Linked DNA regions of Homo sapiens: all the other regions are linked to region 1. The links are chromatin loops, found by intact Hi-C in ENCODE. Cell type or tissue: GM12878. All regions are shown on one strand. Links, peaks and the distances in the headings refer to the core of each region. The heading gives the core; the rest is flanking DNA.

Region 1 (10,638 bases), core at 1,079-9,078:
GAGACTTCTTTATTAGAAGTGTTTTTTGGTTTTTTTTGTTGTTGTCATTGTTTTGTTTTGAGACAGAGTTTCCCTCTTGTTACCCAGGCTGGAGTACAATGGCACAATCTCGGCTCACTGCAACCTCCTGCCTCCCAGGTTCAAGCGATTCTCCTACCTCAGCCTCCCGAATAGCTGGGATTACAGGTATGCGCCACCATGCCTGGCTAATTTTTTGTACTTTTAATAGAGACAGGGTTTCTCCATGTTGTACAGGCTGGTCTTGAACTCCGGACCTCAGGTGATCCGCCCGCCTCAGCTTCCCAAAGTGCTGGGATTCCAGGCATGAGCCACTACACCCAGCCTTTATTAGAAGTCTTAAAATTTTTTTAAAAGGAGTGATCCCCTCTAAGTATTTGTAAAAGCTCTTATAAGTGTACACAGAAAGTAAATTTTACTGCACATAAAATTTTTTTAAAACAACACTGACATAACATTTTACATCCACCATACTGAATAAATTTAGTTTTAACAAGTCAATGTATCTGACAGCATCCTTTTTTTTTTTTTTTTTTTCTTGAGGCAGGGTCTCACTCTGCCACCCAGGCTAGAGTGCGCTGGCACAATCAGAGCTCACTAAATCCTTGAACTCCTGGGCTCAAGTGATCCTCCTGTTTCAGTCTCCAGAGTAGCTGGGACTATAGGCGTGCACCACCACATCCAGAAGCAGAGTATCTGAGAGAATGTATCGGCAGATGTGAAACACTTGCGGCTTTTCTGAAGGATAATTTACCTATACATGTATCAAATTTTAAAAGGTCATGCACTGTGCCCATCACTACTACTGCTAAGATGTTTTCCCCAAGAAGAAATTTGATTGCAGTATTGCTTATAATAGCAAAAAATTAAAAATAATCAAAATGTTCATCAAGCTTTGGGGATAAGGGAAACAACAGAAGGAGGAAAAAAAGAATGCTCCTGAGTAATGTACATGTGGTTAGTCTCATTAATTAAACTGCAGAGAATGCTTGAAAAGGGGTGAGGAAACAATTCTTAAATCTCTTTCCACTCCAGGTTCCTCACGTATAAACCTCACGGAGGGCCAAGAGCAGGAGGTACTCAACAAATTTTTGCTGATAATAAAGTCAAAAGCATGAAAGAAAACTGAAAATATTTACCTCCTACTTTGTAATTAATATAAGTGGCAAGACTGTGCCTGTTTATTTTCTAGTTTAATCTACTTGCGTGGAATTTGGCCTAAAGAAGTCTATTACCTTATCATTAGCATTAACCTAACAATTCATTATTCCAAAGGTTGTGCATTTAGACCGTTCTCAACACGTAAAAAACGTACAAAGGTAAGGTCAAGTACAAAAGGGTTCTAATGCTACAGAGCTGCCAGCCCAATTCTACCATGAAGCATAACTAGCCAGGCATGGTGGCTGAAGCCTATAATCCCAGCACTTTGGGAGGTAGAGGCAGGAGGATCGCTTGAGCCCAGGAGTTGGAAACCAGCCTAGATAATATAGTGAGACCCCATCTCTAAGAAAAAAAAATTTAAAAATTAGCCAGGCACCATGGCTCACGTCTGTAGTCCCAGCTACTTGGGAAGCTGAGGTAGAAGGATCACATAAGCCCAGTAGGCCAAGGCTGCCACGAGCTGTGATCGTGCCACTGCACTCCACCCTGGGTGATAGAGCAAGAACCTGTTTCAGAAAAAGTAAGAAAAGGAAAAGGAAACACAACTGGAGATTGTGTTTTACACGCACCTAAGTGATGTGGCGTAGACCTGTCCATATGCTTTCCATTACAATTCGCTGAGTTACATTTGCTTATGCACCAAGGTCCAAGTTCAAAGCCGTATGAGAAGTCCCCGTTAGTGGAGTCAAGACCTAGCTGGAGAAAAGCAAATGGTAAATTAAAAGTAATAACAAACCTAGCAGGAGGTACTCTGCATGAATGGAGTCTATTTTTCACCCAGCCATGCCCAATCCTAGAATTTGCTCTATTACTACTTCATTTTTATGGACTGCCTCCAAGGCCCCAGCCTGTCTCTAGGCAGGGTCACAAACTGCACCCTCAATTCTTTAAAAATCCACTCTCCATTTCTACAAAGTATTTTGAAAGATAGTATTTTAGAACACCTATAAAAAAACTTTTCAGCCAGGCACAGTGGCTCACACCTGTAACCCCAGCACTTTGGTAGGTCAAGGCAGGCAGGTCACTTAAGCCCAGGAGTTCGAGACCAGCCTGAGCAATAGGGTGGTCTCTACAAAACACACACACACACACACACACACACACACACACAAATTAGCCAAGTGTGGTGGTGCACACCTGTGATCCCAGCTACTCAGGAGACTGAGAGGTGGAGAATCACCTGAGCCCAGGAGGTTGAGGTTGCAGTGAGCTGTGCAACCGCACTCCAGCTTGGATGACAGAGTGAGACTCTGTCTCAAAAATAAATAAATAAATAAAAAGCAATTTTGGGCCAGGCACGGTGGTTCACACCTGTAGGGAGGCTGGGATGGGAGGATCACTTGAGGCCAGGAGTTCAAGACCAGCCTGGGCAACATAGTGAAACCTTGTCTCTACAAAAAAAAAAAAAAAAAAATTATCTCGTCGTGGTGGCACACACCTGTAGTCACAGCTACTCAGGAGGCTGAGGCAGGAGGATTCCTTGAGCCCAGGAGGTCAAGGCTGCAGTGAGCCATGACTGTGCCACTGCAGTCCTACTTGGGCAACAGAGCAACACGCCATCTCAAAACAAAAGCAAAAAAAGTGATTTGCACTCAGTTGGGATTTCTCCATTGATAACTTTTAAACTCCATATTCCCTAGCACAGGGTCTTTGATTTAAAAAAAATAAATAAATAAGTCACTTTCTGTTAAAGCCTCTTAAAAATGTACTAGCACACGGGGAGGGTGCTTCTCAAAAAGCCGGTCACATTCTGTTTCTCAAACTGGGATATGAGCAGGTACACAGATGTTTCTTTTACTATTTATTAAACGGCTATGTTTTATCCACTCTTGTACCTATGCATATGTTCCACAATAAAGGGAACCCAGAGCCTGACTCAGTGGCTGTCTTGGGAACAGCCATCCCAGCCCCAGCCATGAGCCTGGCCCTCCCTTGTGAAGAAAAACGTGCAAGGCAACCAACAGTTTAGCCAGATTTTCACTGGAAAATCCTTATGTTGAGACATCAACTTTTACCATTTGTTCTTGGGCAAGTTAGCATCAACAATCGCCAACGGCCCCAAGTTAAATAGCACACAAATGCCATCAGACTGGTACCAGTCCAGCCTTCAAGGAACCATTAATGAGTCTTTTTTTTTTTTTTAATTTTGGAAACTAAACACTGGTCTTGTGCTATTTGGGAAAAAATACTCACTTTAAATTATTAGAACGTGAATGAAGAAATTGATGTCTTTCCCTTTCTAAAACATTTTGCATGCAAGGAAAAAAAAAGTAGTAATTTATTTCTCAAAATAAAATCTCTACACATAAATCTATCTTAAGCTATGTGGGGGTTTTTGGGGGGTTTTTTGGGGTTTTTTTGTTGTTGTTGTTGTTTTAAATGAGACAGAGTCTCGCTCTATCAGCCAGGCTGGAGTGCCGTGGCGCAATCTTGGCTCACTACAACCTCCACTCCCGGGTTCAAGCGATTCTCTTGCCTCAGCCTCCCGAGCAGCTGGGATTACAGGTGCCCGCCACCATGCCTGGCTAATTTTTTGTATTTTTAGTAGAGACACGGTTTCACCATGCTGGCCAGGCTGGTCTTGAACTCGACCTTAGGTGATCCACCCGCCTCGGCTCCCAAAGTGCTGGGATTACAGGCACAAGCCACTATGCCAAGCCTTAAGCTATGTTTATCAGAAATTTGCAATGTCAGAAGGGAGGCACAAAGGTGACATCCATCAATGTCTAGTCAAGAGGAATAATGAAAAGAACATGAGAAAAGAAAACAAGAGAGACACTTTAAAAGAATGGCTTACTTTCAGTTAAGTTATAATAACAAATACAGTTCCTTGAAAAATACAGGTTGTACAATATGTGTGGTTATGATTTCACTTTTATTAAAAGGATAATTACATAGTATGCATTTGTGTACACAGAACAGGGCTGGCAAGGATACAGATCAAACTGCTTTGAAGTGGTGGGGGGACATAAGAAAAGATCGTGTGACCTTCTCAATTTACTAAACACAAGTCTGACAAGCTAGAATTATTTTTCAACATGTGTATGCTTCTTTTGCAAATCCTTTAAAAAACTATTAATTAAAAACGGCTCCATGAGGGCAAAGTGCAAATTAACAGAATGTCATTTTTAGCTACAAATCATTGGAAAATTCTGAATGGGGAAGCGAAAGTACTATGACTCCTTAAAGACATGTTTTTGGAGAGTATTTTTCTAAGCTGAGTGGCAAGATGGCTGGAAGGACTTAACTACTGCACAGAACAAGTACTGAGACCAAACCACAGAACTGGGTCAGAGGTTTTAATACTGGGAACATGCAAATACATTTTTGAGAAAGGAATCTCTGAGGAAGGAGTTAAGAAGGAATCACGATACAAACAAAAACAAGACTGAGCTATCAGTAAGCAACCTTGAACTTCTGGCAGAGCGCTCCGCTGAATGCCCCTCCCATTCGTGGGTTCCACCGCACTCTGGAAACATGAAAACTGTCCTTTGCACGCAAGGCTACGGGGCTGAGATCAAAGCCTGGGCGCTGCGGCAGGTCAGAGGAAACATCACTTGGGACACACTCATGGCCACATGACTTTCCCCCATCAAGGCCCGCTGAACTCTCAAGAATCTGTTCACAGTGCTTCTGTTGCTTCTTAATTAGGATGTGCAAAAGTACATACTACATGCTGTGGTTTCCAGACACTGACTTCATACAGAAAACATTCAACAAAAAACTGGGGAAGAAATACTACAGAATTGCCATCTGTGTATCTTACTATGTTATTTAACATCTACCACTGACTCAACATCATTTCCTTAAAAAGGGATGTTAACTCTTCAAAAGCAGGAAGGAGAGAATGCCAGGGCCAGTATCATAACAGGCCAGAACCTTTGAACAGCCAAATCATTCTATCAATTCAGTAGATGCCAAAAAGGCTGACAAAACACTTCCTCCTGATTTAAAAAGCAAAAACCAGCCAGGCGCGGTGGTTTATGCCTGTAATCCCAGCACTTTGGGAGGCTGAGGTGGGTGGATCACCTGAGGTCAGGAGTTGGTCAGCCTGACCAACATGGAGAAACTCCATCTCTACTAAAAATACAAAATTAGCCAGGCATGGTGGCGCATGCCTGTAATTCCAGCTACTCGGGAAGGCTGAGGCAGGAGAATCGCTTGAACCCAGGAGGCGGAGGTTGCGGTGAGCCGAGATCGCGCATTGCACTCCAGCCTGGGCAAGAAGAGCGAAACTCCGTCTCAAAAAATAAAAAAAATAATAATAATAAAAATAAATAAAAAGCAAAAACCAAATATCTTCAATGCAAATTAAAAGATACTTCCTGAATATGACAAATATCTTCTGAAAACAAGGGCAAACTCAAACACTACATATTCTTCATGCTTTGGCATTTTGTTTTTTAAGTTTATTTTTAACCTTATACTACCCTTATATCCTTTATCCTTATACTATCATTCCCAATGTTTGTATTTTTTTCAAGGTCTTACAAAAGAGGCACATGTATGCACTTGAAAATCTTGATGAAATGGGCAATTTTGGGGGGAAAGCTATTTTTTCAGTGTTTTTGTTTTTGTTTTTGAGACGGAGTCTCGCTCTGTCACCTAGGCTGGAGTGCAGTAGCGTGATCTCAGCTCACTGCAACCTCCGCCTCCAGGGCTCAAGCGATTCTCCTGCCTCAGCCTCCCGAGTAGCTGGGATTGCAGGGCCCACCACCACACCTGGCTAATTTTTGTATTTTTAGTAGAGATGGGGTTTCATCATGTTGACCAGGCTGGTCTTGAACTCCTGACCTCAAGTGATCCACCCGCCTTGGTCTCCCAAAATGCTGGATTACAGGTGTGAGCCACCGTGCCTGGCCAAAAACTATTTTTTGAAAACCTGAACAAGTAACAATAAATGGAGAAAATTACAAAAGCAAATTACTCTTTTCCAAAAGGTGCTAGGCCCAGACAAATTCTTAGTTATTTCCCAGCCTTCCTCGTAAGAAATGGGAAATGAAAAAGCTTCCCAATTCCTTCTGGGAATGCAGACAAACTGACAAAGCACAACGGAAGAAAACTATGTATTTCTTCATTGGTGCAGCGGTGAGTAAGAAAAAAAGAAAAAGAAAGAATATGACGTTAACCTCACTTGCCATTCCTAGATTGTTTTTTATTACTTATTTATTTTTTGAGACAGAGTTTCACTCTGTTGCCCAGGCTGGAATGCAGTGGTGCCATCTTGGCTCACTGCAAACTCCACATCCCGGGTTCAAGCCATTCTCCTGCCTCAGCCTCCCAAGTAGCTGGGATTACGTGCACGCACCACCACGCCTGGCTAATGTTTGTATTTTTAGTAAAGACAGGGTTTCACCATGCTGGCCAGGCTGGTCTCAAACTCCTGACCTCAAGTGATCCACCTGTCTTGGCCTCCCAAAGTGCTGGGATTACGGGCGTGAGCCACCGTGCCCCGCCTGTTTTTTTTTTTTTAATTTTTGCAAATATGACATGTAAAGAATGACATCTGGTTTTGATCTTGATTTCTTTGATCCATGTGTCTACAGTTCTTTTATGAACTGTAAGTGCCTTTTACCCATTTTTTTCAGTACGTGTTTGGGTTTTTCTGATTCATTTGCAAGAGTTTCTTTCTTTCTTTTTTTTTTTTTGAGACAGAGTCTCGCTCTGTCGCCCAGGCTGGAGTGCAGTGGCGCGATCTCGGCTCACTGCAAGCTCTTCCTCCCGGGTTCACGCCTTTCTCCTGCCTCAGCCTCCCGAGTAGCTGGGATTACGGGCACCTGTCACCAGGCCCGGCTAATTTTTTATATTTTTAGTAGAGACGGGGTTTCACCGTATTAGCCAGGATGGTCTTGATCTCCTGACCTTGTGATCCACCTGCCTCGCCCTCCCAAAGTGCTGGAATTACAGGCATGAGCCACCACGCCCGGCCAAGAGTTTCTTTTTTTTTTCCTACTTTTACTTTGCTTTTTCTTTTTGCAAGAGTTTCTTATAGGTTAAGGATATTAACCCTTTGTCTACTGAAAGCATTTTCCCCAGAAAAAGCAAATGACTGCTTTTTCCATTTTGTTTATACCACTTGAAATAGAGGACATTTTTTAAGTCTCTCTTAAGTCATACTAGTATCTTTTTGCAATTTCTTCTATTACTTTTGTGCTAGAAAGTCCCTCCCCGGCCGGGCACGGTGGCTAACGCCTGTAATCCCAGCACTTTGGAAGGCCAACATGGGCGGATCACCTGAGGTCGGGAGTTCGAGACCAGCCTGGCCAACACGGTGAAACCCCATCACTACTAAAAATACAAAAATTAGCTGGGCGTGGTGGCATGCACCTGTAATCCCAGCTACTCGGGAGGCTGAGGCAAGAGAATTGCTTGAACCCGGAGGCAGAGGCTGCAGTGCGCCGAGATCATGGCATTGCACTCCAGCCTGGGGGACAAGAGCAAGACTTCATCTCAAAAAAAAAAGAGAGTCTGCCGGGCACGGTGACTCATGCCTGTAATCCCAGCACTTTGGGAGGCTGAGGCAGCAGATCATGAGGTCAAGAGATCGAGACTATCCTGGCCAACATGGTGAAACCCTGTCTCTACTAAAAATACAAAAATTAGCCAGGTGTGGTGGTACACGCCCGCCTGTAGTCCCAGCTACTCAGGAGGCTGAGGCAGGAGAATCACTTGAATCAGGGGGGCGGAGGTTGCAGTGAGCCAAGATCACACCACTGCACTTCAGCCTGGGTGGCTGAGAGAAGCTCCATCTCAAAAAAAAAATAACAAAAATGCATATCCAATGAAATCACTGTTCTAGAAAAGTAATTAGATGAATGTAATTGTACATATTTCAGTTGTAGGACAAGTAGAATCCACTATGTAAAGACTGAATGAATAAATTACGATAGCAAAACACTGTATGATAAAATACTACAGGGCCACTCTGCAGTATACTATCATGACACAGGGAAATAGTTATGATCTATTACAAAGTGGGGTGAAAAAAGGCAGAACATCTCTCTCTTTATGAACATGACTTCTTCAGCAAGATAGGCATTCTAGGACACTTACTACAATATTAACTGGATCTTCCCAGGGTTTCAGATGTAGGTGGTGTCCTATTTCTTTTTGTTTTTCTACTTTAACCATTATTAATGAACACGTATTATTATTATTTTTTTTTAATAAAGACAAGCTCTCAAGCTGGGCACCGTGGCTCATGCCTGTACTCCCAGCACTTTGGGAGGCTGAGGTGGGCAGATCACGAGGTCAGGAGTTCGAGACCAGCCTGGCCAACATGGTGAAACCCTCCCATCCCCGACTCTACTAAAAAACTACAAAAATTAGCTGGGCATGGTGGCATGCACCTGTAGTCCCAGCTACTGGGGAGGCTGAGGCAGGAGAATCACCTGAAATGGGGAGGCAGAGGCTGCAGTGAGCTGAGACTGCACCACTGCACTCCAGCCTGGGTGACAGAGCGAGACTCTGTCCCCAAAAAAAAAAAAAAGAAAAGAAAAGAGACGAGATCTCATTATGCTGCTCAGGCTGGTCTCGAACTCCTGAGCTCAAGTGATCCTCCTGCCTCAGCTTCCCTAAGTGCTAGGATTACAGGTATGAGCTACCACACCTGGCCTATTTGTGATTTTTTAAAAGCTCAAAATTCATAAATATATATGCAAGACAAGTCACTAAAAACAGTTTTGCTCAATGCCTAAGTTGTACTTATCATGAAAAAACGAAAGATACTGGTAGTGGCTCACACTGTATAATCTCACTTGAGCCAAGAAGTTCAAGACCAGCCTGGGCAACATAACAAGGGTCTCTACAAAAACAAACAAAAAAATTAAAGACACCTTTCCTAATTTACTCCCGTATTATAAACGGGATAATAAACTCCTGATTCAAGAAAAATAGGGGCTTTGTCCATCCTCCTAATTACATGAAGATCTAAGGAGTAATGCCCCGATTTACATTCCTGGCAAAATGACAAAGTTAAAAAAACACTCCCATGGCAACTATCGGTGCTAATAAGTCAAGCTCAGTTAACACAAATGGTTCTATTTTTCCCTTCATAAACTGTGCCTTTGCGTGTGAACAAGCACTGTTGACCTTCAACTAAGCTGAAAATCCTATTTTATGTCTGTTAACCCCAAAACTTTCTAAACCTCTCCAAAATGTCTAGGAGTGATCACGATTAGATAATAACCAGATTAAAGTAACTAGAGGTCAGAATTGTGAACTCAAAACGAGGACGACCTAGAAATGGCTAAGCCTGGGCAGGCTGCTTCTCCCCAGCACCCTGCTGAAAGACAGTGCTTAATGAAGGGGGTGGAAAGAATGAACAAAAGGGGCTTAGAAATCCTGCAACCTGGCCCCCCATTGGCAATGGAAGACACAGAGGGGAAACAGAGTCTTATCCCCAGTTGGAGGCAGCCCCAGAACCAGAACCCATACTGGTCTCATTTCTCCTAGAGACAGTTAAAGGGATAATGCCAGGATATGCACACAGGGCACATGTAGTACCTATTCTGAGCTGTGCTGAGCCAGATGCTGTGAAGCTACACACATTAAGCTCCCCTCCACAACCTCAAGGAGCCAACAAGACTAGCAAACCCCTAAAACCTAGCTAGGACAAGTGTTTCCAGAGAGCTGGAATACAAACGGATGCCGATTTTTAAACAAGAACCCTATAGGGTAAAATCAGAAAGAGTTATTTAAGGCTATTATCTAAGTATGATGCAAAAGTCTCCAATTTAATACTACTAGAGCAAAACTAAGAAATTAATGCAAAGGACCAGGCACGGTGGCTCACGTCTGTAAGGCTCACGTCTGTAATCCCAGTACTTTGGGAGGCTGAGGCGGGCAGATCACAAGGTCAGGAGTTCGAGACCAGCCTGGCCAACATGGCAAAACCCCATCTCTACTAAAAATACAAAAATTAGCCAAGCGTGGTGGCGTGTGCCTGTAATCCCGGCTACTCAGAAGGCTGAGGCAGGAGAATCGCTTGAACCCGGGAGGCGGAGGTTACAGTGAACCGAGATCACACCACTGCACTCCAGCCTGGGCAACAGGGTGAGACCCCCATCTCAAAAAAAAAGAAAAAGAAAAAAGAAATTAACACAAAAGAGCACCATCAACCCAACAGACATTATGTGTACCCAAAGGGTCTAAACACCAAAAGCGCCCAAACTTAAGGTTCACATTTACTGGGACAATGGGGCCAGCATGGTGGCTCATACCTATAATCCCAACACTTTGGGAAGCCCAGGCAGGAGGATGACTTGAGGCCAAGAGTTCAAGACCAGCCTGGACAACATAGAAAGACCCTGTCTCTACAAAAAAAAATGTCTAAATATATGAAAAAAATATTAAAATATAGAGACAATAATATTGGAAAATCTTCTATTCCAAATTTTACTTTTCTTTTTAATTCAAAGGTGGCAGCTGATTGTTCCAAGCATTATTTTAGCAGACAAG
Region 2 (9,260 bases), core at 1-8,000, 100 kb after region 1:
AATAAAAAAGGCATACAGAATGTAGGTATATACATTTATCTAAGTGCATCAACCTGTATAGTTAAAGTGGTACTTTTTTTTTTTTTTTTGAGACAAAATTTCACTCTTGTTGCCCAGGCTGGAGTGCAATGGCACGATCTCGGCTCACTGCAACCTCTACCTCCCGGGTTCAAGTGATTCTCCTGCCTCAGCCTCCTGAGTAGCTGGGATTATAGGCATACGCCACCAGGCCTGGCTAATTTTGTATTTTTAGTAGAGATGGCGTTTCTCTATGTTGATCAGGCTGGTCTCGAACTCCTGACCTTAGGTGATCCACCCGTCTCGGCCTCCCAAAGTGCTGGGATTACAGGCGTAAGCCACCGCGCCCGGCCTAAAATGGTACATTTTATGGAACACAGATAGTACTCCAGTAAAGCTGATTTAAAAGAATAAAATAAAACTAAAAAGAGGCCAGGCGCGGTGGCTCATGCCTATAATCCCAGCACTTTGGGAGGCTGAGGGTGGATGGATCACCTGAAGTCAGGAGTTTGAGACCAGCCTGGCCAACATGGTTAAACCCCATCTCTACTAAAAATACAAAAATTAGCCGGGCTTGGTGGCACACGCCTATAATCCCAGCTACTCGGGAGGATGAAGCAGGAGAATCTCTTGAACCCGTGAGGCAGAAGTTGCAGTGAGCTGAGATCGCACCACTTCACTCCAGCCTGGGCGAAAGAGAGAAACTTCGCCTCAAAAATAATAATCATAATAAATAAATAAAAATAATCTTTTTCCTATAGGGGCCCAACCTCATGACATCCTATGAAATCATGTTTTGCAATTGCTGTCAAGGTTTCTAACAATGAGACCAGGTTTAGTGGCTTACACTTGGAGGCCGAGGCAGGCAGATCACTTGAGTCCAGGAGTTTGAGACCAGCCTGGGCCACATAGCAAAACACTGTCTCTACAAAAATATATATACAAAAATTAGCTGGGCGTGGTGGTGCGCACCTGTGGTACTAGCTACTTGTGGGGCTGAGGTGGGAGGGTCGCTTGAGCTTGGGAGGTGGAGGTTGCAGTGAATTGAGATAGTGTCACTGCACTCCAACCTGGGCAACAGAGCAAGACCCTGTCTAAAAAAAAAAAAAATTGCAGCAATAGCTCAAGCACCCAAGTCCTTCACTGGACAGGAAGTGTCCTAAGGGTACTTTCTATGGTCTGGTTGTTATTGTGCCCCAGAGGATGATGTGATGCAGTGACTTGAGAGGCAAGCATTAAATGTTGTTGGCTGGGCATGGTAGCTCACGCCTGTAATCCAGCACTTTGGGAGGCCAAGGCAGGCGGATCATCTGAGGTCAGGAGTTCGAGACCATCCTGGCCAACATGGCGAAACCCCGTCTCTACTAAAAATACAAAAAATTACCCAGGCATGGTGGCGGGCGCCTGTAATCCCAGCTACTCGGGAGGCTGAGGCAGGAGAATCACTTGCACCCATGAGGTGGAGGTTGCAGTGAGCTGAGAGCGCGCCACTGCACTCCAGCCTGGCTGAAAGTGAGACTCTATCTCAAAAAAATAAATAAAATGAAATAAATAAATATCGTTGAATGGATGGACTCACCAATTTGTATTTGTCTGTTATGTAACAGGCATCTATGTATATTCTCTGTGTATACTTTGCCTGTTTATATTCTTGGATTGATATTCTTTTTTTTTTTTTTTTTTTGAGACAGAGTCTTGCTTTGTTGCCCAGGCTGGAGTGCAGTGGTACAGTCTTGGCTCACTGCAACCTCTGCCTCCTGGGTTCAAGCGATTCTCCTGCCTCAGCCTCCAGAGTAGCTGGGATTACAGGCAAGCGCCACTACACCTGGCTAATTTTTGTATTTTTAGTACAGACGGGGTTTCGCCATGTTGGCCAGGCTAGACTCGAACTCCTGACCTCAGGTGATCCACCCACCTTGGCCTCTCAAAGTGCTGGGATTACAGGTGTGAGCCACCATGCCCAGTCAATTGATATTCTTTAAATTCATTCATACATTCTTTCAACAAATATTGGCAGAGTGCAGTGGCTCACACCTGTAATCCCAGCACTTTGAGAGGCCAAGGCAGGAGGATTGCTTGAGCCCAGGAGTTCGAGATCAGCCTGGGCAACATAGTGAGACCCCATCTCTACAAAAAACAAACAAAATTAGCTGAACATGGTGGCATGTGCCTGTAGTCCCAGCTACTCGGGAAACTGAGGTGGGAGGGTCATTTGAGCTCAGGAAAGTAGAGGCTGCAGTGAGCTGAGATTGTGCCACTGCACTCCAGCCTAGGCAACAGAGCAAGACCCTGTCTCAAAAACAAAACAAAACAAAACAAAAACCAAACATTTACTGAGTCCCAGCTATCTGACAGGCTATCCTAAATGTTGAGGTTACACAGTGACCAAAATAGACAAAAATCTGGTCCTTGGCCTGGTGTGGTGGCTGACGCCTGTAATCCCAACATTTTGGGAGGTGGGTGGATCACCTGAGGTCAGGAGTTCCAGACCAGCCTGGTCAACATGGCAAAATCCCGTCTCTACTAAAAATACAAAAATTAACTGGGCATGGTGGCGCACACCTGTAATCCCAGCACTTTGGGGGGCTGAGGTGGGTGGATCACTTGAGGTCAGGAGTTCAAGACCAGCTTGACCAATATGGTGAAACTCCATCTCTACTGAAAATACAAAAATTAGCAGGGTGTGGTGGCAGGCGCCTGTAGTCCCAGCTACTTGGGTAGTTGAGGCAGGAGAATCACTTGAACCTGGGAGGCAGAGGTTGCAGTGAGCTGAGATTGCAACAGCGCACTCCAACCTGGGCAAGAGAGCAAGACTCAACTAAAAAAAAAAAAATCTGTGCCCTTGTGGATTCCATCTTACTAGGGGAAATACTTGTAAGTAAGATAAATTTGTGAAATATATACTATGATGGTAGTGAGTATTAAGGAGAAAAATGAATCAGGATCAGAGATAAGTAGCATGGGGCCTGGGGGCTTAGCTTCACTGAGGTGATATTTGTATCAACACTTCATGAATGACACACAGACATCAACCTCACTGCCCCATGGAAGTATAATCTGAGGCAGAGCAGTAGAAACTGGCTCAGGAGAAAAGGGAGGATGCAGACATGTCAATTAGACACAGCCAAAGATGCTTCATGATTTCCTGGGTGTGTGACCTGTGTAGACGCCCAGGGACCCATGCTTAGAGGGACTCTGTGCTTGATTTAATGCTCTGCTGTCACCCTCTTGAAGTTTTTAATCAGTTTTTAAACAAGGGACTGCGCATTTTCATTTGGCACTGGGCCCCACAAGTTACAAGTTATGTAGCCGGTCCTTCACTCTGTTGAATAAACAATGGCTTCTCCCTATCACCCTCTTTGGAAGCACAGATACTCCCAGCAAATGCTAATCATTCATGTTTCTAATTTCCTGGGGTGACTTGTTTTTCCTCTAACAGGTGTGAAGTATGAGATAGAGACTGTATCATCCAGGGTAGGCTGGGATATGCTGCATGACAGAAACCCCCAAATCTAGTGGCTTAACACAACAAAGGTGTACTTCACTCTCGCACTTTGTGTTCATTATGGGTCAACGCGGGGCTCTGTTGTGCATCACGATCACTCTAGGACCGTGGCAGAGGGAAAGTGAAACTGGCGGTTAGAGCCGCTACTCAGAAATGACACATATTGCTTGAACTCACATTTCCTCGCCAAGGCAAGTCATGTGGCGACGCCCTCCTTTAAGAGATGAGGAAGTTCAATCCAAACATGAGCCCACAGAACTGGGCCACTTGTCTTTTGGTGTGTTTTTTTGAGACACAGACTCTTGCTCTGTTGCCCAGGCTGGACTGCAGTGGTGTGATCATGGTTCCCTGCAGCCTCAACCTCCTGGCCTCGAGCAATCCTCCTGCCTCAGCCTTCCAAGTAGCTGGGACTACAAGCATGCACCAATGGGCCCAGCCTACATTTGTTAATTAGTTATTCCAACACTATTTATTAAACAAGCTATCCTTTCTCTGGTGATTTTAATTGCCCATTTATCACATACAAAATTTTGCTGATATTTGTGACTCTTTTTGCATAGTGTTTCTGTTCCATTGATTTTTCTTTCAATGCCTATGCAGAATCACCCTGTTTTAATTTCTGTAGGTTTATAATGCCATTTTATTTTATTGTTTTAGAGACAGGGTCTTGCCATGTTGCCCAGGCTGGCCTTGATCTCCTGGGTTCAAGGAATCCTCCTGCCTCAGCCTTCTGAGTAGCGGGACTACAGGCACAAGACAGCATGCCTGATTTGTAATGTCATTTAATATCAAAGAGGTTAAGTATTCTCAAGTTTCCCCTTTGACTTTTCCTTGGCTATTATATTAATCTTTTATTTCTAGATAGATTTCAGAACCACTTTGTTGAATTCCCCCACTCCTTCTATGTGATTTTGATTAGAATGGAATTGCATTTGTAGATGAATTTGCATTTCTTTATAATATTGAGACTTTAGGTTTTTGTTTTGTTTTTAGAGACAGCTTGCTCTGTCACCGAGGCTGGAGTGCAATGGCACAATCATAGATCACTACAGCCTCCAACTCCTGAGCTCAAGTCATCTTCCCACCTCAGCTGGGACTACAGGTGCATGCCACTGCACCCAGCTTTTACTAGTGTAATGAAATAATCTTTCCATCTCCTGGGAGAATGGTCACTCACGACTGAAATTCACTGAAATTTTTAAAAAAGAAGAAAAAAAAATTGGAAAGCCTTATTTTCTCTCTCTCCTTTCTTTTTTGAGACAGGGTCTTGCTCTGTTGTCCAGGCTGGAGTGCAGAGGTGCGATCCTGGCTCACTGCAACCTCTGCCTCCCAGGCTGAGGTGATCCTCCTGCCTCAGCTTCCCGAGTAGCTGGGACTACAGGTATGCACCCCCATACCTGGCTAACTTTTGTATTTTTAGTTTAAAAAACTGCATAGTTTTTGTTTGTTTGAAAAAAATCATTACATCTTACTGAGATACTTAAGAAGATTATTTTATAAAACTAATAAAAGCTGGGTTACTATCTTCAGTAACTTTCTATTAATTTGATCTTCAAGTATTTTGTTTTATAGTTATTGTGAATGAGACAATGTTCCTAAATGTTATTCTAGTAGAGTAGAAGTTCTCTCAATTTTGATATTATTTGTAATCATCTATCCTGCTGCTAAGCTCTCTTATTAGTGCAAACAGCTTTTTGAAAAAATCTCTGTGTCCTTAATGTAGACGCCGGAAAATAAAGAAGAAAAATCCTCTTGGTTTTTGTAAGTTGCAATTAATGTGTTCACAAATTATGATTAGTTGCTCATCTTTGTTTCTTTCCTTTTTCTTTTTGTACCAGTTTCATACTTCTCATTTCTACAGCAAGACTGAAAGTTGCTGTGTTAACTGATACAATTTAATTTCTACTGTCTTCTGTGACCCCATGACTGCTTCTCTCCAGCCTGGCAGCAGCTAGCGTGTTCAGTGCCTACTGGCTTAGGGAAGGAATGACACAGCAGAATGTAGAAAAAGGAAGTCAAGTTCTTGAAATTTTTAGTTTCTAAAGTCTTTCTGTCTTTTTTTTTTTTTGAAATGGAGTCTCAGTCTATTGCCCAAGCTGGAGTGCAGTGGCGCAATCTCGGCTCACCACAACCTCTGCCTCCCGGATTCAAGTGATTCTCCCGCCTCAGCCTCCTTAATAGCTGGGTCTACAGGCATGCGCCACCACGCCAGGCTAATTTTCACCATGTTGCCCAGGCTGGTCTCGAACTCCTGGCCTCAGGCGATCCACTCACCTTGGCCTCCCAAAGCTGGGATTGTAGGCATGAGCCACTGCACCCAGCCATCTTTCTCAGACTTGAAATAGCAGATGAGGCGAGTGACACTCTATACCAGGTTACACACTGTGGCCCCTGGACCCCTGCTGATCCATGAACTGTCTGTTACTGTCCATGATGAGTTAAGTACAGATATTGAGAACAAACATTTAGCAGCTGTTACAGCAATATGATGTTGTCACAATATCCAAGTGCATGATTGGCAGACTCATTTCATTCAACAGTGTACAGGCCAAAAAGATTAATTCATGACAATTGGAAATAAAACAAAACTGGTCTTCCATCATAGATTGTTTGATAAGTGCTTCTTTAACTAGAAGTCTCTAGATGCAGAGAAAGAGGAGAATTAGAGAGAAGCATGTGGGTTTGAATCTGAGATGTGTCCCTGCATCTTATCCCCTCCCCTAGAAGCCCAAAAAACTGCTGTAAGTGGGCGGTGGGGGATGGAAGGGGCGAGCTGCCAGCAGGAGAACAAGAGATATCCTTGACAAGCCAGAAAGCTGGAATCGGAAGGGACCCATGCCCTTTTTCTAAGTAGAGTCTGGGAAGTGGCAAGACAGTGAAAAGGCTATGGGCACAGCAGGGGAGCTGGGTCTGGCAGCCCACATGGTTCTCACGCACCCCGGCGGAGCAGCAGAACAATTTGATGTGTGTCCAGAAGGAGCCCAAAGGTAGCAAAGAACCTTGAACACTCCCACGAAGTAGGCACACACGCCACCTAAAGCTCCCACATGCCCAAATGGGGTGCAGAAGGAGCTAAGAGACACAGATCAGAAGAATGTTCATAGCTGAGAACAGGGAACAAAACCACAGCTACCTGTATCACCAGTACCCAAAGCCTAGACAAAACAAAATACATCTTAGCCAGTGTGGACACTCAAGAGTCAGATGATCCTCCTTTCTGGAGGCCTTGACACTAAATGACAGCCCTCCCTGCTTGCTGTCAGAAAGGGGAACACTCTCATTATGACGAGGAGTAAATTTCCATCACCTGGGAGAATGGTCACTCATGTTTGAAATTCACTGATTTTCTTTTTTTTCTTTTTTTTTTTTTTTTTTTAGACAGAGTCTTGCTGTGTCACCCAGGCTGGAGTGCAGTGGTGCAATCTCGGCTCACTACAACCTCTGCCTCTCGGGTTCAAGCAATTCTCCTGCCTCAGCCTCCCGGGTAGCTGGGATTACAGGCACCCACCACCACGCCTGGCTAATTTTTATGTCTTTTTTTTTCTTTTTTAGCAGAGATGTGGTTTCGCCATGTTGGCCAGGCTGGTCTCAAATAGCTGACCTCAGGTGGTCCACCTGCCTCGGCCTCCCAAAGTGCTGGGAGCCACCACGCCCAGCCATTCACTGAAATTTTTTAAAAAGAAGAAGAAAATGGGAAAGCCTTGTTTCTCTCTCTCTTTCTCTCTCTCTCTCTCTCTTTTTCGAGACAGGGTCTTGCTCTGTTGCCCAGGCTGGAGTGCAGAGGCATAATCCCGGCTCACTGCAACCTCTGCCTCCCAGGCTCAGGTGATCCTCCTGCCTCAGCCTCCCAAGTAGCTGGAACTGCAGGTGCATGCCACCATGCCTGGCTAATTTTTGTATTTTTAGTTTTTTAAAAAATAACTACATAGTTTTTGTTTGTTTTGAGACAGAGTCTTGCTCTGTTGCCCAGGCTGGAATGCAGTGGCACGATCTAGGCTCACTGCAACCTCAACCTCCTGGGCTCAAGCAATCCTCCCTATCTCAGCCTCCTGAGTAGCTGGGATTACAGGTGCCCACCACCACACCCAGCTAATTTTTGTACCATTAGTAGAGACAGGGTTTCACCATGTTGGCCAGGATGGTCTCAAACTCCTGACTCTCAAGTGATCCGCTCACCTTGGCCTCCCAAAATGCTGGGATTACAGACTTGAGCCACCATGCCCAGCCTTAAGGAAACCCTTATTTCTTGCAAGGCTATCTGTATATTGACATTCATACCTCCTTTGGCTTTGTTCAATCAAAATGATAGACGTTAGTGGGCATTTTTACCTTGTTTCTGATTTTAATGGGAAGGTATTTGGTATTTTATTATTAGTTATGGCATTTGTGATTAATTCTTCATATTGTTTTTTTTTTTTTTTTCTTTTTCAGATGGAGTTTCACTCTTGTCGCCCAGGCTGTAGTGCAATGGCGCGATCTCGGCTCATTGCAACCTCCACCTCCCGGGTTCAAGCGATTCTCCTGCCTCAGCCTCAAGAGTAGCTGGGATTACAGGCGTGCACCACCACAACTGGCTAATTTTTGTATTTTTAGTAGAGATGGGGTTTCACCACATTGGCCATGCTGGTCTCGAACTCCTGACCTCATATGAGCCGCCTGCCTCAGCTTCCCAAAGTGCTGGGATTACAGGCGTGAGCCACCGCACCCGGCCTAATTCTTCATATACTTGATGATGTTAGGGCCCATCTTTTTGAAGTTGGTTAGGGAGATTTTTTTTTTTTTTTTTTTTTTTTTAGGAGCAGAGGTTTAATAGAAGAAAGAGAAAGAAAAACAGTTCTCTCTCTCTATTGAGAGAGTGGGGACCTCTGAGAGGAAAGACCCAGCTAGGGAGTTTTAATATGCCTTTTTATTAAATCAGGAATAGCTGTCGAATTTTGTCTGATGGTTTTTTGGCTTCTATCAAGAAGAGAGTCATATGATTTTTCTCCTTCAACCTATTAGGGCACTCAAGTACACACAGATTTCCTTAATATACCTTTGACTTTGCCCATTTGTTTTAACCCACAGCTTGGTTTTATCTTATTATAATTTATTTACAATCTTAAAATCAATATTTATAAATGAAGTTGGCATGTACATTTCTTAACACATTCGTTTGGATGGGCTTTGATATAAGCATTCTACTAGGCTTGTTAAATGGACAGTGTTGCTTCTAAACTTTTCTCTTGCTTTAGATTCTAGAATGCCAAATTACCTACAGTCTTTCTTCAATGTTTAGTAGAAAATTTCCATAATATTGTTCAACTAGGTCTGAAAATTTGGAGGCATAAGATCTTTTTCTCTCTCTTTTATTTTAGGTTCAGGGAATACATGTGCAAGTTTGTTACGTGGGTAAATTATGTATCGTGGGGGTTTGGTATACTGACTATTTCGTCACCCAGGTAATGAGCATAGTACCTGAAAGGTAGTTTTTTGATCCTCACCCTCCTCCCACTCTCCACCATCAAGTAGGCCTCGGTGTCAACTGTTCCCTTCTTTGTACCCACGTGTGCTGAAGGTTTAGCTCCTGCTTGTAATAAGTGAGAATGTGTGGTATTTGGTTTTCTGTTCCTGCGTTAATTCATTTAGGATAATGGCCTTCGGGTCCATCTGTGTTGTTGCAAAGAACACGATCTTATTCTTTTTATGGCTGCATAATATTCTATTTTAATTTTTTTTTTTTTTTGAGACGGAGTCT
Region 3 (10,638 bases), core at 1,465-9,464, 66 kb after region 1:
AGGCTGTAGTAAGCTATGATCATGCCACTGCACTCCTGCCTGGGTGACAGAGAAAGACTCTGTCTCAAAATAAATAAACAAAAAACAAACAAAACAGGGTTTATAAGTAGTAAGAAAAGGCAGTTGGTGTCTTTTCCCCCTCTTCTGTCCTCCAGTTGTCTCCAAAATGGTGCATTTATCTTAGACAAGGTGACAGGTGGGGGGCAGGGAACGGAGGGGTGGCACAAAATGGTGCATTTGGTAAAACACTGAAGACAAGCTTACTCCAGGATAAAACTGGCAAAAGGTTGAAGACCAGGTTACTCCAAGATAAAGTTCTACCTCCTTCACCGCCTGGTCTCCAGGTCTGCATCTCCTGGTCACAGTCTCTGCAAGGTAAGCTTTTACCTTATCTCTCTGCCTGTTCCAGGGAAGCCTCCTTCCTGCCAAGTTGGTGTTCACCTTCACCTGAATTCACCCTTGTTTTCCTGCCTACCATGGGGCCATGGGGGCCCTTGTTCACTCCATCTCCTATATGCTGAGAATGCCCTTGTTTAATGAGGCTTTTTTTTTTTTTTGAGACAGGGTCTCACTCTGTTGCCCAGGCTGGAGTGCAGTGGCACTATCTTGGCTTACTGCAAACTCTGCCTCCCAGGCTCAAGTGATTCTCCTGCCTCAGCCTCCTGAGTACCTGGGATTACAGGTGTGTGCCACCACACCCAGCTAATTTTTGTATTTTTGGTGGAGATGGGGTTTTACCATGTTGGCCAGGCTGGTCTGGAACTCCTGACCTCAGGTGGTCCACCTGCCTCAGCCTCCCAAAGTGCTGGGATTGCAGGTGTGAGCCACCTTGCCCAGCTAGTTTAAAATTTTTATTTTATTTAGAGATAGGATCTTACTCTGTTGCCCAGGCTGGAGTGCAGTGGCATAATCATAGCTCACTGTAACCTTGAACTCCTGGGTTCAAGCAATCCTCCCATGTCAGCCTCCCCAGCAGGCAGGACTATGGCATGCAGCACCATACCTGGCTAATTTTTGTATTTTTGCAGAATCAGGGGTCTCACTATATGTCCAGGCTAGTCTTGAACTCCTGGCCTCAAGTGATTCTCCTGCCTTAGCCTGTCAGGGATCTGGGATTACAGGCATGAGCCATGCCCGGCCATATTTAATGGGTTTTGTTCTGTTTTTTTAAGATGGGATCTTGCTCTGTTACCCAGACTGGAGCACAGTGGTGAGATCATGGCTCACTGCAGCCTTGACCTCCTGGGCTCAAGCAGTCCTCCTGCCTCAGCCTCCCAAGTAGCTAGGACCACAGGCATGCACCATCACTTCCAGATTTTTTTTTACTTTTCTAAGAGATGGTGGGGGCAGGGAGTGGGGAGGTCTCTCCATGTTGCCCAGACTGGTCTCAAACTTCTGGCCTTAAGTGATCCTCCTGCCTCAGCTTCCCAAAGTGTTGGAATTACAGTCTAAGCTACTGTACCCAGCCAAGATATTTAAAGTGACAAAGAGATTTTTTTTGTTGTTGTTGTTTTTGTTTTTTGTTTTTTTTATTGAGACAGAGTCTCACTCTGTTGCCAGGCTGGAGTGCAGTGGTGTGATCTCAGCTCACTCACTGCAACCTCCGATTTCTGGGTTCAAGCGATTCTCCTGCCTCAGCCTCCCGAGTAGCTGGGATTACAGGCACACACCACCACACCCGGATAATTTTTGTATTTTTATTAGAGACAGGGTTTCACCATGTTGGCCAGGATGGTCTTGATCTGACCTCATGATCCACCTGCCTCAGCCTCCCAAGATGCTGGGATTACAGGCGTGAGTCACCGTGCCCGACGATAGTCTTTAATGGATGTAAGTGGGGGTATTTTGGAAATTAACAGCTCTTTTCCCATGTCTTTTTGAGGTTGTGGCTCATCAGAGACAAAAAAAAGCATCTTTTTTTAGGTTTGTTTTTTTTTTTTTTTGCCACCTGTCCTTGTTGGTCCAATCCCTACAAGAGAAGGGAAATGAGGAACTCTTCTTAAGCTTTGGACTCTGTATGGTAGACTTTACATGTGAAAAATTAGATAAAGTGAACAATTACATGGAAAAATATCATTACCAAAATTGTTCAAGAAGAAACATAGTAGGCCGGCTGTGGTGGCTCACACCTGTAATCTCAGCACTGGGAGGCTGAGGTGGGTGGATCACCTGAGGTCGGGAGTTCGAGAACAGCCTGGCCAACATGGTCAAACCCGTCTCTACTAAAAATACAAAAATTAGCTGGACATGGTGGCAGGCGCCTATAATCCCAGCTACTCAGGAGGCTGAGGCACGAGAATCGCTTGAACCCGGGAGACAGAGGAATAGAATAGACTTACATATAAGTAAAATTGAATCTGAATAAAAAATTCTAGTGAGAAAGAAAATTATAACCACAAAACACTTCACCAAGCCCAGATGTCCTCACAGGCAACTTTTATAACTTTAAGGAACAGAAAACCTCCATCTTACCCAAACTAAGAAACAAAATTCAACAACCCATGTGAATCTAGTCACTAGCTACTGTAAGGGAAATCTCACACCTAGCCAAAAACATTAAAAAAAAAAAAGTAAGAAAAGGAAACCAATAGTTCAGTTTCACCTACATAGATGCAAAAATTATGAATAAAACATTAGCTAGCCAAATACAACTATGTGTAAAACAAACATTACCAATCAGTATTTATCCCAGGAAGGCAAGGACGTTATTTTACCATTAGAAAGTAGCAACATAGTGTAATCCCAGCTATTCGGGAGGCTGAGGCAGAGAATTGCTTAAACTCTGGAGGAGGAGGTTGCAGCAGTGAGCTGAGATCGCACCACTGCACCCCAGCCTGGACAACAGAGTGAGAGTACGTCTCAAAAATAAAATAAAATAAAATAAAGTAAGTAGCAATACAGCTGGGCTTGGTGCTTTGGGCCTGTAATCCCAGCTACTCCGGAGGCTGAGGCAGGAGAATCTCTTGAACCCAGGAGGCGGAGGTTGCAGTGAGCCAAGATCACCTCACTGAGCTGTCTAGCCTGGGTGACAGAGTGAGGTTCCGTCTCAAAAAAAAGAAAAAAAAAAAAAATAGAAGCCGGGCAGGGTGGCTCATACCTGTAATCCCAGCACTTTGGGAGGCTGAGGTGGTCAGATCACCTGAGGTCACAGGTTTGAGACCAGCCTGACCAACATGTGAAACCTGATCTCTACTAAAAATACAAAATTAGTCGGGCGTGGTGGCACATGCCTGTAATCTCAGCTATTTGGGAGGCTGAGGCAGGAGAATTGCTTCAACCTGGGAGGTGGAGGTTGCGGTGAGCCGAGATCGCGCCACCGCACTGCAGCCTGGGCAACAAGAGGGAAACTCCGTCTCAAAAAAAAAAAAAAAAAAAGCAAAATAAACGCACTGCAGCCTGGGCAACAAGAGGGAAACTCCGTCTCAAAAAAAAAAAAAGAAAAATAAAAAAATAAATAAAATGTAAATCCTTTTGTACATTTTCATGGAAAACCATAAATAATATGAGAAGAAAAGCTACAAATTAAGAGATATTTGTAATGTATATAACTGAGAAAGAATTGATATCCAAAACTTTTCTTTTATTATTATTATTATTATTTTTCAAAATATTTTTAAAACCTACAAATAGGCCCAGCGTGGTGGCTCACACCTGTAATCCCAGCACTTTGGGAGGCGGAGGCAGGCAGATCACTTGAGGTCAGGAATTCCAGACCAGCCTGGCCAATATGGTGAAACACCATCTCTACTAAAAATACAAAAATTAGCAGGGCGTGATGATGGGCACCTGTAGTCCCAGCTACTTGGGAAGCTGAGGCAGGAGAATCGCTTGAACCCAGGAGGCAGAGGTTGCAGTGAGCTGAGATCATGCCACTGCACTCCAGCCTGGGCAACAGAGACTCCGTCTTAAAAAAAAAAAAAAAAAAACCCCAGAACCCCCCCCATAAAAAAAAAAAAAACCACTACAAATAATGAGAAAAGGACAAACCATCCAAAAGGAAAATGAACAAAGGAATGATTTCTATGACCAATAAACATATGAAACATATAAACAGACAAAAAGAAACTCGATCTCTGCAGTAATTAGGGAAATGTATATTAAAACACAAAGATACCATCTTACATCCTTCAGATCGGCAAATATTAGCAAGCCTGCCTATTTAATCAAAAATGCATTAGGCAGCTGGGCACGGTGGCTCATGCCCATAATCCCAGCACTTTGGGATACCAAGGTGGGAGGGGAGGACTACTTGAGCTCAGAAGTTTGAGATCAGCCTGGACAACATATTAAAACCTTGTCTCTACTAGAAATAATTTTTTTTTTTTTGAGACGGAGCCTCTCTCTCTCCCAGGCTGGGGTGCAGTGGCACGATCTCAGCTCACTACAACCTTAGCCTCCTGGGTTCAAGCGATTCTCCTGCCTCAGCCTCCCAGGTAGCTGAGATTACAGGCGTGCGCTGCCATGCCTGGCCAATTTTTTTGTATTTTAATAGAGAGGGTTTCACTGTGTTTCCCAGGCTGGTCTCTAACTCCTGAGCTCAGGCACGCCACACGCCTCGGCCTCCCAAAGTGCTGGGATTATAGGCGTAAGCCACCGCACTGGGCAGAAATAAAAATTTTTAAAAATTAGCCGGGTGTGATGGTGGGCACCTACAGTCCCAGGTATTCAGGAGGCTGAGGCAGGAGGATTGCTTGAGCCTGGGAGATCAAGGCTGTACTGAGCCGAGATCACACCCCTGCACTCCAGCCTGGGCAACAAAGTGAGACCCTGTCTCCAAAAAAAAAAAAAAAAAAAAAAAAGAAAGAAAAGAAATGCATTAGGCTACAAGCAGTAGAAGATCTAACTAAATGACTCAGACAAATAGGAAGTTCTTTTTCTCACATAACAAGTCTGTGGCCAGGCGCCGTCGTGTGAGCTTGTGGTCCCAGCTACTGAGGAGGTGGGTGGGAGAATCACCTAAACTCGGGAAGGTTTTAGCTGCAGTGAGCTGTGATCGTGCCACTGCACTCCAGCCTGGGCAACAGAGTGAGACCCTATCTCAAACACACAAACAAACAAGAATTCTGGAGGTAAGTGACGTGAGCATCGGTTCAATTGCTCAGCCACACGTTGTTGAGGTAGCTGATGTGCTCCCTGACATCTCACCCATTTTAAAGCCATAATCAGAGAAGAGCAAGACTAAGGCATCAGCATGCTTTGTCAGAAAAGCAAAAGCTTTAAATGGCTTCCAGCCAACTTTTGCTATACAAAATACTTCAAACATCCAGAAAAGAACCGAAAATGATATAACTCCCACATGTGTACCTATGATCGATTCTGAACAAACACTGATGTTTTGCCAATTGTGCTTCTATTTTTTTTCCTTAATAAAACACGAGAGACACAGTGTCCAGGATTGCATTATGTGGCCACCCCAGATGAAGGGGAGATGAGAATGTGAGTGTTCCGTTTTCTAATATGTATAATACAGGTAGGCTGGGCAGAAAGAGTTAGACAGGTATTGGGTTAGCCAGCCTACAGTGTCTAACACACCAACAAAATCAAGCATTGGAGAGCATTTGGATATGGAAGAGTGCTGAGAAGGTGTGGTGGCTCATGCCTATAATCCTAGTACTTTGGGAGGCTGAGGCAGGAGGATCACTTAAGTCCAGGAGTTTGAGAGCAGCCTGGGCAACAAAGTGAGACCTTGTCTCTACAAAAAATAAACAAAATTAGCTGGTGGTGGCACCTGCCTGTTGTCCCAGCTACTCAGGGGGCTGAGGTGGGAGGATGGCTTGAGCCTGGGAGATTGAAGCTTCAGTTAGCCATGATCATGCCACTGCGCTCCAGCCTGGGTGACAGAGAGAGATCCTGCCTCAAAAAAAAAATAAAAATAAAAAAGAGGGGCCGGGTGTGGTGGCTCAGGCCTGTAATCTTAGCACTCTTTGGGAGGCTGAGACTGGAGGATCCTTTGAGCCCAGGGGTTTGAGACCAGCCTGGGCAACATAGGGAGAACTTGTCTCTATTTAAAAAAAAAAATGCTCATACGTGGTTGGCAGGAGTGTAAATAGCCTCAACCAATTTGGAAAGCAATTTGCCAATACTAGTTAATATAACGATCTAGATAGTGGGCAACCCGGATTAGCCTTTTCCAGATATTTGCAGCTGGGAAGCTCTCATACATGTTCACAGAGATACCTGCAAATGTTCATTTCAGCTTTTTTTTTTTCAATGGCAAAAAACTGGAAATAGCCTATTTGTCCCTCAATAAGAGAACTAATAAATACATCTCACAATATACAATCAAAGGAATACTATGCAGCTATTAAAATGAGTGAACTTATCAACATGCATAAACCTTTAAGACATAATGCTGGTTAAAGAGGCAAGTTGCAGAAAGGTACATAAGGTATGGGACTATTTATGTAAAATCAAATGCACACAGAGTGACACTGTCTTTATTGATTCTTGCATTTGTAATAAAGGTGCAAACTGGGGAAGAAACACACTAACATCATAGCAGCAGCAATCTCCAGGGAAGGAAAGAGACCTGTGAGGAAAGGTGACGATGAGAGGAAGAAACTATACCTCTAATGTTGCATTAAGGAAAGAAAGGCTAGGCCCAGTGGCTTCCGCCTGTAATCCCAGCACTTTGGGAGGCCAAGGTGGGTGGATCACTTGAGGCCAGGAGTTCATGACCAGCCTGGCCAACATGGTGAAACCCCATCTGTACTAAAAATACAAACAATTTGCCGGGCATGATGGACATACCTGTGGTCCCAGCTACTCGGGAGGCTGAGGCATGAGAATCTCTTGAACCTGGGAGGCGGAGGTTGCAGTGAGCTGAGATTGCACCACTGCCCTCCAGCCTGGGTGACAGAGTGAGACTCTGCCTCTAAAGGAAGGAGAGAAGAAAATAGATCTGAAGCAAATTTATCAAAATGCTAACTTTTGCTGTATCTGTGTTGTAGGTTCCTAAGCATTTGCCATAATGTTCTCATTATTTCTTTGGCTATTTATAATACTTCATAAATTAAAAATAAAGGAAGGAGATGTGGTATTTTTTCTGAAGCAGCACTTCTCAAACTTTCATGTACAATGTATCCCCTGGGGATCTTGTTAAAATGCAGTTGCTGAGTCAGTGGCCTGGGATGGGGCCGGAGAATCTACACGCCTCACAAGCTCCTGTGTTGGGATGAAGCTGGTTCCAGGGCCCCACTTAAAGAAGCAGCCTTCCAGAGAACTCTGCCCCAGGGCTCCTGAGATGGAAGTGAAGGCCCCAGCCCAGAGGACCCTGCGTGAAGGTTCAGTGTTGGAGCCTGCAGATGCTGACAGTGCCTGCAGCTTTCCTGCCTATTTTAGGACTTGCTAGAAGCTTGGCATGTCCTAAAAACCCTTTTTCAAGAGTCTCTCCCCAGCTGCTGCTAGCGGGATTTTTTTTTTAACTCTCTATCCTATTTAACCTCCTCACTGATGACCTTTTAATGCGTAACTTTTTTTTTTTTTTTTTTTTTTGAGACGGAGTCTCGCTCTCCCAGGCTGGAGTGCAGTGGTGTGATCTCGGCTCACTGCAACCTGTGCCTCCCAGGTTCAAGCGATCTCCTGCCTCAGCCTCCCCAGTACCTAGGATTACAGGTGCGCGCCTCCAGCATAGCTAATGTTTGTATTTTTAGTAGAGACGGGGTTTCACCATGTTGGCCAGGCTGGTTATGCATAACTTTTTATCACAGATGTTTGATCTCAGTTTTAATCTTTTCAACATTTGTAAACCCTTGGTTCATTGTGCTTCTCCCTTTATTACTCTTTTTTTTTTTTTTTTTTTTTTTTTTTTGAGACGGAGTTTCGCTCTTGTTGCCCAGGCTGGAGTGCAGTGGCGCACTCTCGGTTCACTGCAATCTCCACCTCATAGGTTCAAGCGATTCTCCTGCCTCAGCCTCCTGAGTAGCTGGGATTACAGGCACACGCCACCATGCCTGGCTAATTTTTCTTTTTCTTTTTTGTATTTTTAGTAGAGATGGGGTTTCACTATGTTGGCCAGACTGGTCTTGAACTCCTGACCTCGTGATCTGCCCACCTCAGACTCCCAAAGTGCTGGGATTACAGGTGTGAGCCACCGTGCCTGGCCTAATTTTGTATTTTTAGTAGAGACGGGGTTTCTCCATGTTGGTCAGGCTGGTCTCGAACTCCTGACCTCAGGTGATCTGCTCGTCTTGGCCTCCCAAAGTGTTGGGATTATAGGCATAAGCCACCACAACCGACCTGACTGCTCATTTTTAAACTCTTGATCTGACACTGGGGGACTTTAAGCTATAATCTTGTTCTGTTTTTTTTCTTTTTCTCTTGCCTTCTATGCTTTCCATTTTATTGCTTTATTTATTTATTGAGACAGGGTCTCACTCTGGAGTGCTGGAGTATGGTGGCATGATCAGGGCTCACTGCAGCCCTGACCTCCAGGGCTCAGGGGATCCTCCCACCTCACCCTCCCAAGTAGCTGGTACTACAGGCACATACCACCATGCCCAGCTAATTTTCTAATTTTCTGTAGAGATGAGGTCTCACTGCATTGCCCAGGCTGGTCTCGAACTCCTGAGCTCAAGTGATCCTCCTGCCTTGGCCTCCCAAAGTGCTGGGATTACAGGCATGAGCCACAGCACCCAGCTTCCCTTTTTCTCTCAGGACTTATTTTCACATTGGCTGGGGTGTGGGTGGGCCGCCGCCATTTTATATTCCCAGCTTCCTTCTGGCTCCCCAGGAATCCTCAGCTGGGGTGAGGATGACACTGAACGAATCTCACATTCCCCAGGAGACTGGGAAAAACAACTGCTTCAGTTCTCTGTCGGATCACAGGCTCTAGCTTGCATATTCGATTTGCTGGGGCAGTGTTGATGTCTCCTACCCTGCAGGCCCATGTAAGAAGATGCATGTCATGAATTCCATGCACTCTTTGGATTGGGAGGCAACAAACACTGATGAGAATCAGGAGGGGCTGAAGAGGAGCCAGGGGATCTAGGGTCACCCAGACATCTCTGGGAGGCAGTTCACTCAGGGTATGGTGGTCATATCTGGGCTGCTCCATGGAGGCACTGGCATCAGGAGCTTAAAACAGACTCCTGTGTTCCCTTTTGTGCTCATCAGCAATGTCCTTGGTGCCTGGACCGGTTTAGTAGAGAAGGAGATGTTCCTGCTTTTATTTCTATTTTTTTTTAAACAAGTTTTCGCTCTGTTGTCCAGGCTGGAATGCCGTGACAAAGCCACGGCTCACTGCACCCTTGACCTCCTGGGCTCAAGCGATCCTCCCACCTCAGCCTCCTGAGTAGCTAGGACTACAGGCGCACTCTGCCACACCTGGCTAATTAAAAACAGTTATTTTGTAGAGATAGAGTCTTGCTATGTTGCCCAGGCTGGTCTTGAACTCCTGGGCTCAAGTGATATTCCTGCCTCGGTCTCTCACAGTGCTGGGGTTACAGGCATGAGCCACCATGGCCAGCTACTCCTGCCCTTTAGGTTTTGGCTCATTTCTCTTCCCCAGGGGAAACTGGGGCAGGATCATGGCAGGGCCTGGCATGCAACCCTTGCTGGCACAGCACTGTGGTAAGGGGCATGGGCTCTGAAGTTCAAGTGGAGAGAATACCCCTTATGAACTGGGTGTCCTTGGCCAGCACTTAACCTCTTTGTGCCTCAATGGCCCTCTATGAAGGATAACAGTAGACCTGTCTTGTAAGGTTATTGTGAAGTAAAACTTGTAGAATGGAGCTTGGCACAGAGTAAGCTTCAATCAATGTCAGCTCTTCATTACCCAACCTTGGCGCTGCATGACGAACACCTGTGGATGGTTAAAAACTGCACTGCAGGTTACTTCCCTCAGAGCCTCTGGGGTGGGACCCAGGCTTCCGTATTTTTTTTTAAGCCCCTTAGGTAATTTCATTGTGTGCACAGGGCTGAAAACTGCCTGAGGCTGCAGTCTCTCAAGTGCTAGTTCACACAGATATTTATTTATTTATTTTTTGAGACAGAGTTGCGCTCTTGTCATCCAGGCTGAAGTGCAATGGCGCAATTTTGGCTCACTGCAGTCTCCGCCTCCCAGGTTCAAGAGATTCTTCTTCCACAGCCTGCCGAATAGCTGGGATTACAGGTACGCGCCACCATGCCGGGCTAACTTTGTATTTTTAGTAGAGACGGGGTTTCACCATGTTTCACCATGTTGTCCAGGTTGCTCTCAAAATCCCGACCTCAGGTGATCCACCTACTTTGGCCTCCCAAAGTGCTGGGATTACAGGCATGAGCCACCATGCCCGGCCACACACAGATAAATTTAAACGTTCCCTACAGGTCTTTGTTGGGTCCTTTTGGAAGCAACTCCTGCCCCCGTGCCCCACAAAGGAGCATTTTCTTGTATGTGTCAGAATCATTTCTCTTTTCCCCTACCCCACTGCAAACCCCACCCAAGTTCAGAAGAAAAATACCTTCAAGAACTCTGACCAGATAGAGGAAAAGTGCATTGACTCAATCTACCTCCTTCCTCACTCCCTTCTTGGAGGAGGCCCCTTCCCAAAAGACCTTCCTGGAAAAATCTTCCTTTGGTGTCTCCAAGGAACTATGCTCTCCAGGGCACGCAACAACAGAGTAAGAATTCATCTACCACTAAAGACTGAATATAGT

What was found. Hi-C counts contacts between places; a loop is a spot of excess contacts. Peaks named below come from ENCODE experiments on the same cell type or tissue, not always from the same donor. Only the 100,000 strongest peaks of a DNase experiment are listed, where the experiment ranks them.
Region 2: a loop joins it to region 1, with 5 times the contacts of the local background. A loop is called at or near these places in 2 of 110 quality-filtered maps.
Region 3: a loop joins it to region 1, with 2.4 times the contacts of the local background. A loop is called at or near these places in 4 of 110 quality-filtered maps.

Annotation. Positions count from the first base shown.
Region 1 is chr20:4,969,045-4,979,682 of GRCh38, forward strand. It overlaps SLC23A2 (solute carrier family 23 member 2), which reads right to left. Exons shown (of 17, transcript NM_005116.6): 2 at 1,749-1,875. Among named protein-coding and RNA genes, the nearest start is that of SLC23A2, 27 kb to the right of the region's middle. RefSeq lists enhancers at 4,078-5,277, 4,533-4,842 and a silencer at 4,265-4,465. In GM12878, for the core only: no CTCF peak of the experiment used is centred there; DNase peaks (open chromatin) are centred at 4,245 and 4,697; H3K4me3 peaks cover 1,598 bases; H3K27ac peaks cover 2,023 bases.
Region 2 is chr20:5,074,994-5,084,253 of GRCh38, forward strand. It overlaps a transcript of TMEM230 not described here. Among named protein-coding and RNA genes, the nearest start is that of TMEM230, 33 kb to the right of the region's middle. RefSeq lists enhancers at 3,924-3,993, 5,499-5,658, 6,779-7,279. In GM12878, for the core only: no CTCF peak of the experiment used is centred there; DNase peaks (open chromatin) are centred at 3,628 and 5,478; H3K27ac peaks cover 1,705 bases.
Region 3 is chr20:5,034,471-5,045,108 of GRCh38, forward strand. No RefSeq gene overlaps it. Among named protein-coding and RNA genes, the nearest start is that of SLC23A2, 38 kb to the left of the region's middle. In GM12878, for the core only: no CTCF peak of the experiment used is centred there; DNase peaks (open chromatin) are centred at 2,486 and 4,901.